Linked DNA regions of Homo sapiens: region 1 is linked to region 2. A link is an interaction called in ENCODE POLR2A ChIA-PET data of the cell type or tissue named here. Cell type or tissue: K562. All regions are shown on one strand. Each heading gives the region's core, and the rest is flanking DNA. Links, peaks and the distances in the headings are about the cores only.

The links. ChIA-PET counts read pairs that join two places held together with the same protein. Peaks named below come from ENCODE experiments on the same cell type or tissue, not always from the same donor. Only the 100,000 strongest peaks of a DNase experiment are listed, where the experiment ranks them.
Region 1: POLR2A ChIA-PET joins it to region 2 with 6 read pairs; 2 of 35 experiments call an interaction of 5 or more read pairs at or near these places.

Annotation. Positions count from the first base shown.
Region 1 is chr21:42,622,810-42,628,186 of GRCh38, forward strand. No RefSeq gene overlaps it. Among named protein-coding and RNA genes, the nearest start is that of LINC01671, 10 kb to the left of the region's middle. In K562, for the core only: no CTCF peak of the experiment used is centred there; no DNase peak of the experiment used is centred there; H3K27me3 peaks cover 2,958 bases.
Region 2 is chr21:42,572,101-42,577,477 of GRCh38, forward strand. It overlaps SLC37A1 (solute carrier family 37 member 1), which reads left to right. Exons shown (of 20, transcript NM_001320537.2): 18 at 2,718-2,815. It overlaps LOC101928212 (a long non-coding RNA gene), which reads right to left and starts at 1,710. Exons shown (of 2, transcript NR_171773.1): 1 at 1,617-1,710; 2 at 984-1,499. RefSeq lists an enhancer at 1-365. In K562, for the core only: a CTCF peak has its summit at 2,748 (motif pointing left); a DNase peak (open chromatin) is centred at 2,741; H3K27me3 peaks cover 1,793 bases.

The DNA.
Region 1 (5,377 bases), core at 129-5,128, 51 kb after region 2:
GGACTGGCTCTGGCAATAGAAAGCTGGCAGAAATCATAGATTTCAGGAATAAATGTAAACATCTGTCCAAGACATCCCATCTTCTATATGGACGAGTTAAAGCACATCCAGAAATTTATACCATTTTTTGTATTAGTATATGAAAGAAATGCAATTAAAAGCTAAAAATAAGAAAACATCTACTATTAAAACACAAAGACATTTACAAAGACAGCTGCACCTGTCACAGCATAGGGTAAGCGTGGGTCTTAAGCTCACCTGTCCATTGTCAGCAATTTATTGGGACCTTATTGTAAACAAGAAATGGGTTAAACAGTAAAGGTGCCAGACAGGTCATGAAACACCTGATCTCCATCTTCAAGCAGCTTATGCTATAGTTGACTGTCAGGAATCAGGAAAAACGCACTTGTTCTTGTTACCCAAGACGAGCGATTTAGCAGCCTTCTAAATAGCTTTGTAGAAGTCAGATGTTTTATTCTACCTTATAAACTGTGAGTCCAAGGCTGGGTGCAGTGGCTCACACCTGTAATCCCAGCACTTTGGGAGGCCAAGGAGGGCGGATCACCTGAGGTCAGGAGTTCAAGACCAGCCTGGCCAATATGACAAAACTCCGTCTCTACTAAATATCCAAAAATTAGCTGGTTGTGGTGGTGGGCGCCTGTAGTCTCAGCTACTCAGGAGGCTGAGGCAGGAGAATCACTGGAACCCAAGAGGCGGAGGTTGCAGTGAGCCAAGATCACACTACTGCACTCCAGCCTGGGCAACAGACCGAGACTCCGTCTCAAGAAAAATAAAAAATAAAATAAACTGCAAGTCCAACACTCTTGTTTGGCCGTTCAATTCGGGCTGCATAGATGCTGTAAAAGTATAGACAGTTCCCACTTCAATCCTTCTCTACTTTCCTTTAACATCAACACCATTTAGCCAGAATGACAAGTAGTCGGAATGCCAGAGAGCAGAAACAACACCCCGGTGCTTGCCCTCATTCCTCTGGATGAGTGATGCTCACCAATGTGGGCTGCTCTTCTTCCCCAGACAGGGTCTGTGCTTCTCCCCTAAGCCCCGGTGCCCTCATGCAATCCAGTCCCTCCCTGGAGTTCTTTGCTCCGTGTCTGTCTCCACGCCAGGCCTCTATGAGGATGAGCTGTGGTTACTCAACCAGGATCTCGAGGCCCCAGCTCAGTGTCCAATACACGTCAGCATTCAAAATCATACTACTGAATGAATGAGTGAACAGATGGTACATCAACCTATTTGCTATTTTTCTTCACAAGGGCATTGCATAGAGCTCTTCGGTTCAAGATTTAGCCATTGTCATATACCCACTGCTGGTGAACTTGAAGGCATCACTTTCCTCCACTCTTGTACCAGCCTGCCAGTGACTGAACTTGGTGCAGGATGGGTCACTGCCATATCAGAGATGCCAGCTGGCCTCCCCTGTCTACCTGGTCATCACACAGGGCAGGAGGAATCCGTCAGCGTCTGGTGCCACGTGCCTCTCATTAGAAGGCTGAGCCCATCTACTGCCCAGACACTGCTGCCTTTTTTCACGACTTCCTTTAAAACAAATGAATTCCTATGATGTGTCTGGCATCATGCTGGGTGCTGCAGCGATTACAGAGGGAAAAAAGATATACTTCCAGTCCTCAAGGAGTTTGCGGTCCAGTAGGGGGATAACCACATCTAGATCATGTAAACCAAAAGTAAAATCCTAAGGCCCTCCCCCACCTCCACCCAACCATCTAAACGGACTTCCTCCTCAGCCAGGGCAGTGTTAAAATTTAACCTGAAAGCCTGGTTCAGGCCATGAAGGACGTGGGGATCGGACATGCCTGATTATGTTTACCTCTCCAGCATTAACGTCAACACAGACCTTAAGAAACATTTCACAGCGTGTTCTCCCTGAAGCCTGACAGCTAGAAGCTTCATCTGCATGAATAAACTTTGGTCTTTGCAGTGTCTTATCGCAGCCCAAACATTCCTTTCTATTGATCCCAGGTCTTTAGACAAACTCAACCAATTGTCAACCAGAAAATGTTTAAATTCACCTATAGCCTGGAAGCCCCCTACTCTGAGTTGCCTCACCTTTCTGAACCAAACCAATGTCTTTCTTAAATGTACTTGATTGATGTCTCATGCCTCTCTAAAATGTATAAAGCCAAGCTGCATCCCGACCACCTTGGGAACATGTTCTCAGGACTTCCTGAGGCTGTGTCACGGGTGTGCGTTCTCAACCTTGGCAAAATAAAGTTTCTAAATTAACTGAGACCTGTCTTAGATTTTCTGGGTCTACAACCCTGCTGTACCAGCAGAGTCAGGGGACAGCCAGAGAAAGAGGTTCAGGGGGACGAAGCACCCCCAGCAGGGCCAAGTCACCTTCTACAGCTCGACTCGCTCAGCCATCCAAGACCACTTGGCTTTTTTTTTTTTTTTCCTGCACAAGCTGTGCTTTGAAGTGTGTGGGGTCTTAAAAATCCTGCCCATTCTATTTTGATCAGGCTTCTGTCATCTGCATTGCCATCCTGGGACAAGTTGTCAGTCACTGTCTCCCTGAAATGCACGTGGAGATGCACAGGCTAATCTAGGGACAGCTGGATACATGACTAATATTACCGAGGAGCTAACGAGAGCCTGTGACGTTGAGATGCTGAGGAGATGGACTGGTCGTAAGCGTTCCCCAGGTTTATAGCCTTCTTTTCAGCACCCCTCATGCCTTCCTGTGGTTGTCAGCATCCCGGATTATCCTGATCATGGGGCAAAGAGAATGGGGGCTTTCCCCAGGGCCTTGAAGTGGCAGCTGGACCCACATTGCAGGAGGTCTCACCCTGCACCAGCAGCCCCACCCTAGCCCCAGCCACAACACTCTTGGCCCCCAGCTGTATCCTGAATTTGCAGCAAGCAGGAAGCTCAACACAAGGGGAGAAGAGCCTGTGGGTTCTTTAGAATGCAGACTACCAGGCCCACCCTCAGAGATTCTGATCCATTTGGTCCAGGCTGGGGCCCAGGCATCACCATTTTTAACACTCCCCGGCAGATACTCACAGGCACCCAGAGTCCGGCAGGAGTCCCTGCTCTACTGAAGGACTTTCTAAACGGGGGACTCGGAGCCCCAGACAGTTTCCTCCTCCTGGGCTCTGCTTTTACCGGGCTCTGGAGCACGTTCCTACAAACATCTTTACTCAAAACACTGACTTTTTCTGAAATGTTTGAAATAATTTAGCTTATTTCACAGGAGAAGCCACTATTTCTTTTCCAAAACAATTTAGTAAAATGGCTGTTTTTCATACCCACCAATTTCTAAGGTGAAATTTTGTGTAAAATAGACACACACGCTAGTCATGTAACACCAGCCAAGGTTGTTTGTGTGCCTAGTGACATTCTCAGCATCTGTGAAGCAACGAGTGTGCGCGTGCTCTTCCCAGGCGTGGGCTCCGCCGCACGTGGTGGAAGGAACTCTGCTCCACATTGAGGAGCCTGGTTTGGACACCAACAGGCTAAGCTCCCACATACCCCAAAAACACCTGGCCCAGGGATCAGCCCTTCCAATTCTACAACGAGGTAAGTCACGGACCAGCACAGCCTCGGGGGCAGGTCCAAGACAACGGCTGTGCCTTCCGTGGCAGGAGCTTTCGGAACAGAGAGCACGTCATCCCTGGTACCAACCAAATTGTATCTTCTCTCCCCAAATTCATACATTGACACCCTAGCCCCCAGTGTGTCTGGGTTTGTAGTAAGGAGGTCATTAAGGTTAAATGGTGCCCTGAGGGTGGAGCCCTCATGATAAGATGAGGCCCTCATGAGAAGAAATGGGAGAAGCTCTCCTCCTTTCTCTGCCATGTGAGGACACAGTGAGAAGGCGGCCATCTGCAAGCCAGGAGGAGGGCCCTGGGTCTTATGCTGCCAGGCTCCAGCTCTGTGAGCAAGTTCACTTCTGTTGTATAAGCCCCCGCTGTGTGGTTTTCGTTATGGCAGGCAGAGCACACTAAGACGCACCTTGGCCATGCTCTTCTCTCCCTAGCAATGCTTCTCTTTTGCTGTGTAGTGAAGGTCAGCCATTGTTCAGGTAATTAATGCTCTCCCGGGTCTGGCCCCAGTAACTTTCTGGTGTTATCACCACAACCCCATCTTCAAAACCCAACGTCAGGCCAAGCTGACCCACACTGTGGATCGATTCATGGATGGACCCAGATGCATGGGAAGTCCTGGGTACATTTCATGCCTTTTCCAGCAATGCAGAGGGGCCAGAGGGGTGCAGCCACACACAGGGGGCCCTCAGCTCCTGGAGTGCTAGCACTTAGCCCACAGGCTGCTCACTCCCCAGAGCGCGCTCTCTCTGCTCTCTTCTTTAGGTGAATGGTGCCGGCAGAAAGTTGTGTATACGTGCCATAGGTTCCTAATGAGAAGGGTCTTGGACATCACTCTCTCCTCTGTGGAGTTCAGGTTTCCATTAGAGTTGTACATTGCTCTCTAGGTCCCTGAAGTCTTCAATCGTTTTTTGTTTCATTTCATTATCCAGCCTTTATTGAAAGGATGCTGTCCAGGATGCCAGGTCCAGGCTTGGGAGAGGCAGAGCGAGTCCCTGTCTCTTGGAACCTGGGGCCCAATGGTCAATACAGTAATGAAATAAATGCAGTTGGACAAGCCAAGTGGAATAACCTTTAGAAAGAAGGCTTTTCCGTCTTCCTAAGGTTTTATCCAAAGCAAGCCGTGATGCCGGTGTGATCGTAGTCATGGCGGCAGTTCTGAAGCACACACAGATCTACCTTATCTTCCAAGGGCTGTTCCTGAAAGGCTGGCAAAGCCAACTTTCCCCATTGTACTTGAAAGCTCCTTGCAATGAGATCTGAGCTGCGGAAGTCACAGTGCAGAGGCAGGTGCTGTTGAAGGCTGTGAAACCTGAGTCATTTGAAGAAGGAGACGCGGGGAGAAGTGTCCCAGTTCAACCTCGGTGGATGGGAACTGGGTTTGAAGAGAACACCAGCCATGGCTCCAGGTGGGCCAATCACCGAGGAGACACACACGAGCCCTGTGTGCCACTGGGCATGAAAGTTTTCATCTTTTCCTGAAAACAATTGCTGGAGGTGAGCGCTGGTTCCTTCAGCTCTGAACTCCTCTTTTTCTGCCTTGTCTTTACTTCTTTGGTACAGCATTACTTGTCAGATGCAGGCAGGAAGAATAGACATTTAGACACACTTCACACTCGGCTGTGAGCCTGGCGCTCCTCCTAAACATGCTATTCAAAGTGCTTGGCTGCCTGTCTCTGGCCCACACCTGCCAGCGTTGACAAGTGCCACTGAGTTCATGTCAACTCAGGCGCTTGTCAGAGGGAATCTAGACCAGGCTGGGGCTGAGACAGGTGGGCGATCCTCATCCCACT
Region 2 (5,377 bases), core at 194-5,193:
TGCTCTCGCCTGAGGCAATGTGGACGTGGAAACACCTTCTCTTCAGAACCCCCGTCTTCCAGCCTCCATTGCTGTCACTGACACGTTCACAGACATTCTGACCCCAGCCCTTGCTTTCTGACCTTCTCTTTTTTCTCTTAGATCTCCAGGTTCCCTTCCTTACCCCGGGAGCCTTTCTTCATCCACCGTCCTGGGGCACCTGGTGGCACCTTCAGTCTGGAAACACCTGCCCTTCACTTTAGGGGAATTGGGCCCCTGTTCGTTTGATAAGTTTTCCTACCATTTTCTGATTTGTTTTTTCTTTCTGGAAAATGTATTAGTCAGATGTAGGCTTTTCTGGATTAATCCTTCAACTTTCCTTTCTTTCTTTCCCTTCCTGCCTGTCTCCCTGTTCTTTCTTACACTTTCTCAGGGAGATTCTTGACTGTATTTTCCAACTTTGTATCGACCATTTTACTTTTCCTGCCATATTTTCAATGTTTACTGATGTTTCTCTGCCCTTTCAGTGCATCCTGTTTTATTTCATGTTAGACTGAATCATGTGAAATTGATAACAGGTTTTCAGCCACACACACACAAAAAAAAAAAAAAGAGTGTGTCCTGAGGTTCAGCTTAGTCTTCTGTTGGCTCTCTGGGGGGAGGTTCAACTTAGTCTTCTGTTGGCTCTCTGTGGGTGCTGTGAGCTCTGGGAATGTTCTTCTCCTCCAGGCTCCCTCCTGCCAGCTTGCTTGCTTTCACGTTGGGGTGTTCCCCAGACACAGGGCAGACCTAGGTTGCCCCTTCATCACTTCCCATGGAAGAAGGGGCCCTGCATAGTGGTTTGAAGTCTCTCTGTGGGGACAGTGTGCTGGCTGCTGGTCTCCAGGCAGTGGGACCCTGCGGAACCTGCAGGAGGAGACTCCTTCAGTGCCCAGGGGAGCCTGGGTCCAGCTGCCAACATCCTTGCCATGGCATGGAAGCTTGGTGGAAGCTGGTGTCTTTCCCCAGATCCCCTGTCGCCTGTTAGGTGAGCATCCCTGTCCTGCACTGGGCTTAGTGTCCCCACGGGTTAAGCTGCGCTGTCCTGCACGGGGGCATCAGGAGGAGTCTCTTTATCAGTGAGGATGAGAAAAGAGACCTGGGATCCGAGGTGCGGCAGAGGGAATGTAGCTAACAGTTTGTGATAAAAGACTCAACCCATGCACCTTTTTTCTCTTGCTGACCCCCTTCCGTTCCCACTGCGTTCCTCCTTCCTTGCCTTCCCCTCCCCTGTCTCTTGGGCTCCGCTGGGCCTCGCTCTGCTCCAGGTGTCCCTGTGCTGTCTCCCTCTGAGGATGCTCAGTGGAGCAGGGAACACTGGAGGCTGTGTTAGCTGTCAGCCCTTCTGTGTCCATCTTCCAAAACTACGTGCCCTTCGGTGGGAGGATTTATCATCTTTAGAAGTCAGTGATGGCGCAGTTCATGTTGCTTGGGGGTGTGGAGATAACACATGAGTAGCCGACCATGTTTACCTGGAAGTTCTGAGAATTAAAAAAAAAAACATACAATTGCTCCTGGGATTATAAAATAGTAAGTGCACTTTGTGAACACTTGAAAAAAACAAGTGCCTAGGGCATGAAAGACCCTGGTTATCTTACCTCTCAGAGTTGAATATGTCAGTTCATAGGTTGGTGGAAATTCTTCATGCTTTTTCCCATGCATCTACCAAAACAGGCCATCCTACATGTGTATCAGAATTCATTTCAGTCCCTCTTGGTAAAATGCACCAGATGCTACAAAACACATTCTTAAACAGCAGTCCTTGGGCATTTAGGGGGATACGTTATTTGTTTTCATCATTTAAAAACACATCTTGACATAATTTCAGACTTTGAGAAAGTTGCAGAAATAGTACAAAGAATTCAGACATTTTAGTACATGTGGTTCATCATGCACCCGTGTTTTTACACACACACATGCACACACACATATATGCACACACACATGCATAATTTTTCTGAACCACTTAAGAGTAAGATGCACACATGCTGCCCCTTTCCTCGTAACTATTCAGCATGTACTTCCTAAAAACAAGGAGTTCCATGACAGACCACAGTGCATGATCAGAATCAGAAAGTGAGCATTGAAAGAATATTAGTATCTACAATTCTTATTCAAATTTTACCCAGTTACATTTTTATAGCATAAGAATATCTAAGATTGTGCATTGAATTCAGATTTCCTTACGTGTACTCAAGAAAATAATGGGAGTGTTGGATGAAAAGAATGAACATTGCAATGTCAACACACATTTTTAGGATGGTTCTGGGAAAAGGCTGTGCCAGCTCTGCCTTCCCAGTACGGAGGCGTACAGGTGGAGTATCCTTATCTGAAGTACTTGGGACCAGAAGTGGTTATGTCTTTTTATTTTTTCAGATTGTGGGATATTTGCATTACACTGGTTGAGCATCTCAAATCCCAATTCTGAAATGCCCCAGTGAGCATTTCCTTTGAGTGTCAGCACTCAAAAAGTTACAAATTCTGGAGATTTTGGATTTCAGGTTTTCAGATTTGGAAGGCTCAACCTATACTAGGCCTTGTACCCGCTCCCAATCTGATAGGCCAGGATGAGGTAGTGTAGTTCCATATGTGTTCCTTTCATTGTGAGTGAGGTGTTGAGCCCCATTCTCTGTGGCTGCTAGTTATGTGCTGGGATTTTCTCTAAACAGCACCATGTGTGTCCATTTGCCTGATTTCAGGAGCAGCCCTGGGCCCCCTGCTGGCTGGGCTCCTCTCCCCGTCCGGCTGGAGCAATGTGTTTTACATGCTGATGTTTGCAGATGCCTGTGCCTTACTGGTAAGTCGGCCTATTTTTAGTCCAATCCACCTTGAATGCAGATCTCTGTGGTTGTGTCCAAACACTGGTGGAACTTTCTCCCATGCATTCCTGAGTTATCAGAGAGGTTTGGGTCTTCCCATCTTTTCTAAATATGCGTGGTCTAAAGCTCCTTCTCTCTCTGATTAGAAAAAGTCAGAAACAGAAGCAGGACAGTCTTGCTCTGCAGCCTTGGGCGGGATAGCACAAAGGCCAGGAGCGTGGAGCTCCGTGGCTCTAGATCCTGCCTGTCACCTGTCATGTGTGTGACTTGGGCAGGTTTCGTAACCTCTGCTCCACAGTTTCCACAGCTTTAAAATGGGCATGATAATGGCACCCAGTGACAAGATTGTTGTGGGAATTAAAGCAGATGATACACAGAGCCTGGCCTCCCAGTGGTCATCAGTGTCCTGGTGTCCCTCCTGCAGCCATGCTGTCAGACGGCGGGAGCGGCCCCAACTTCTTTCACCTGAAGGGATGGGAGAGAATAAAGGAGCAAAGAGGTTGCCAGTGCAGACACTGAGTCGCCTTCTGGCTTCTGCCCCCTTTTCTCTGGGCTCCTGCTTCTGTGCCCTCCTGTGTTGAGAAAGTTTGAGGTTTTCCCCTGGGTAAGGAAGACCAGTGATGATGTCACAGTCACATAGATGTGCAGCTGTGAGGGGTGCATACACATCTTTACAAGTCACCTGGCCACAAAGTCCCCAGACCCACAGCCATGCCTCTCCTCTCACTTCACCAGACAAAACCTTAGGCTGATCCCAATAAAAATGAGTTGAGAATTTCAGAAATATCAACTCACTCAATTAAATGAAAGTCTTATATTTTAATTCCAGGAAATTCTAAAACTCAACTTCCCCACCACATACAAAATCAAATACCGACTCTCAACCTATGAACTTACTAGGTTTAAATGGCTGTTCTTTGGATCATCTGTGGGTTCTTTTAATGCCTGAATGTTCTAATGAAGCCTCCAGATGGATTTCCACTAAGTAGCAGTAAAATTCCTGTCATTACAACTGTTCAGAGAATCTGAAATATCTTCTTTAGAACTATCTGGTAATATATATTGAAAATTGTTTTGATGCTTAGCCAAACTCATAAGAAAGTAAAGGAACTCCCCAGGAGCCAGAATTGTAAAGGCAATATAAATACACAAGCTCAGGAATCAACGGGTTGGGGTGGTTGTGCCCACACTGGGTAAGAGACAAGGCGTTAGGCTGGCACAAGATGAAGATTTGGAACTGGAGACTTCGTCATAGAGCCAGGACCCTCGAAGAGCCATGCTTGCAGTGAAAGAGTATACTAGATGATATCTGCACACTGGCACAGGAAGACAATGGGAATCTGCCCATCTTAGCCAGATTAGGGGGAAGAAATCTCCCTTGAAAATTTTTAGCCATAGACCTCCCCACAGTCAGCTTTAATCTTTGAGCTTATATAAATATATTTTAAATGAGCAAAGTTGGTCCTTAGGCAGTAATACAGAAGCAAATAGGGACAAATCTCAACCCTGCAGCATAGGATTTCTGTAGCTAACACCCTACAAAAGATGAGCTCACAATCCAAAATAATGAAACATAAGGAAGCAATCCACATTGAATGACAGTAACAGACATAAAAAATGGTGGAATTGGACTCCCCCAAAACTGCAGATAAAAGAGTTATGTAAACTAAAAATAAATATATGCAATGTTACTAATGACATAAGAAAAAGGAACTGACCTCATGAAAAAAAGAACAAGACACTATTGAAAAGACAGAGCAGGCTTCAAAAACAACCAAACAGGAGTTATAGAAATGAAAAATGTGATCTTTAGCCTGGAAAAAGACTCAATGGATGGGTTAGAAAAGCAAATTAGATACCGCTGAAGAGAAGATTACTGAAGTGAAATATAGATATGAAGAAATTATCCAGAATTCAGCACAAAAAGAGAGATGGAAAATATTAGAGAGAAATTAAATATAAAATGGAGGACCAAATGAGATGGCCTAAAGTTATCTGAAAGTAATTCCAGAGGAAGATGATAGACTGGATTTGAAGCAATATTTTAAGACAAAATAGCTGAGAATTTTCCAGATACATGAAAGACAAACATTCTTAGATTCAGGAATCAAATGACTTAGAATTCTGTACCTAGATAAACTTGCACACAAGAGTAAGGGTGAAGTGAAAACATTTTTAACCAAAGATGCTCCCAGCAAAAATTGCTAAACAATGTATTTAGAGAAGGAAGATAGATCCAGAAGGAAAGTCTGAGATGCAAGGAGAAATGCAAGCAAAAAAAAAGTGATATTCCTAAGGATGAATCTAAAGGAGTATTGACCATATAAAATAGGGGCCAGCTAACTGTGGCCTATTTTTGTGTGATCCTCCAGCTGGGAATGGTTTATATTTTTAAATATGTCTTTAAAAAATCAACAAAAGAATGTGCAACAGAAACCATATGGCTGCAAAGCCTGAAATATTTACTATCTAGACCTTTACAGAAAAAGCTTTCTGACTCTCAGTTTAAAACAACAGCAATAATGACTAATTTGGGCAAT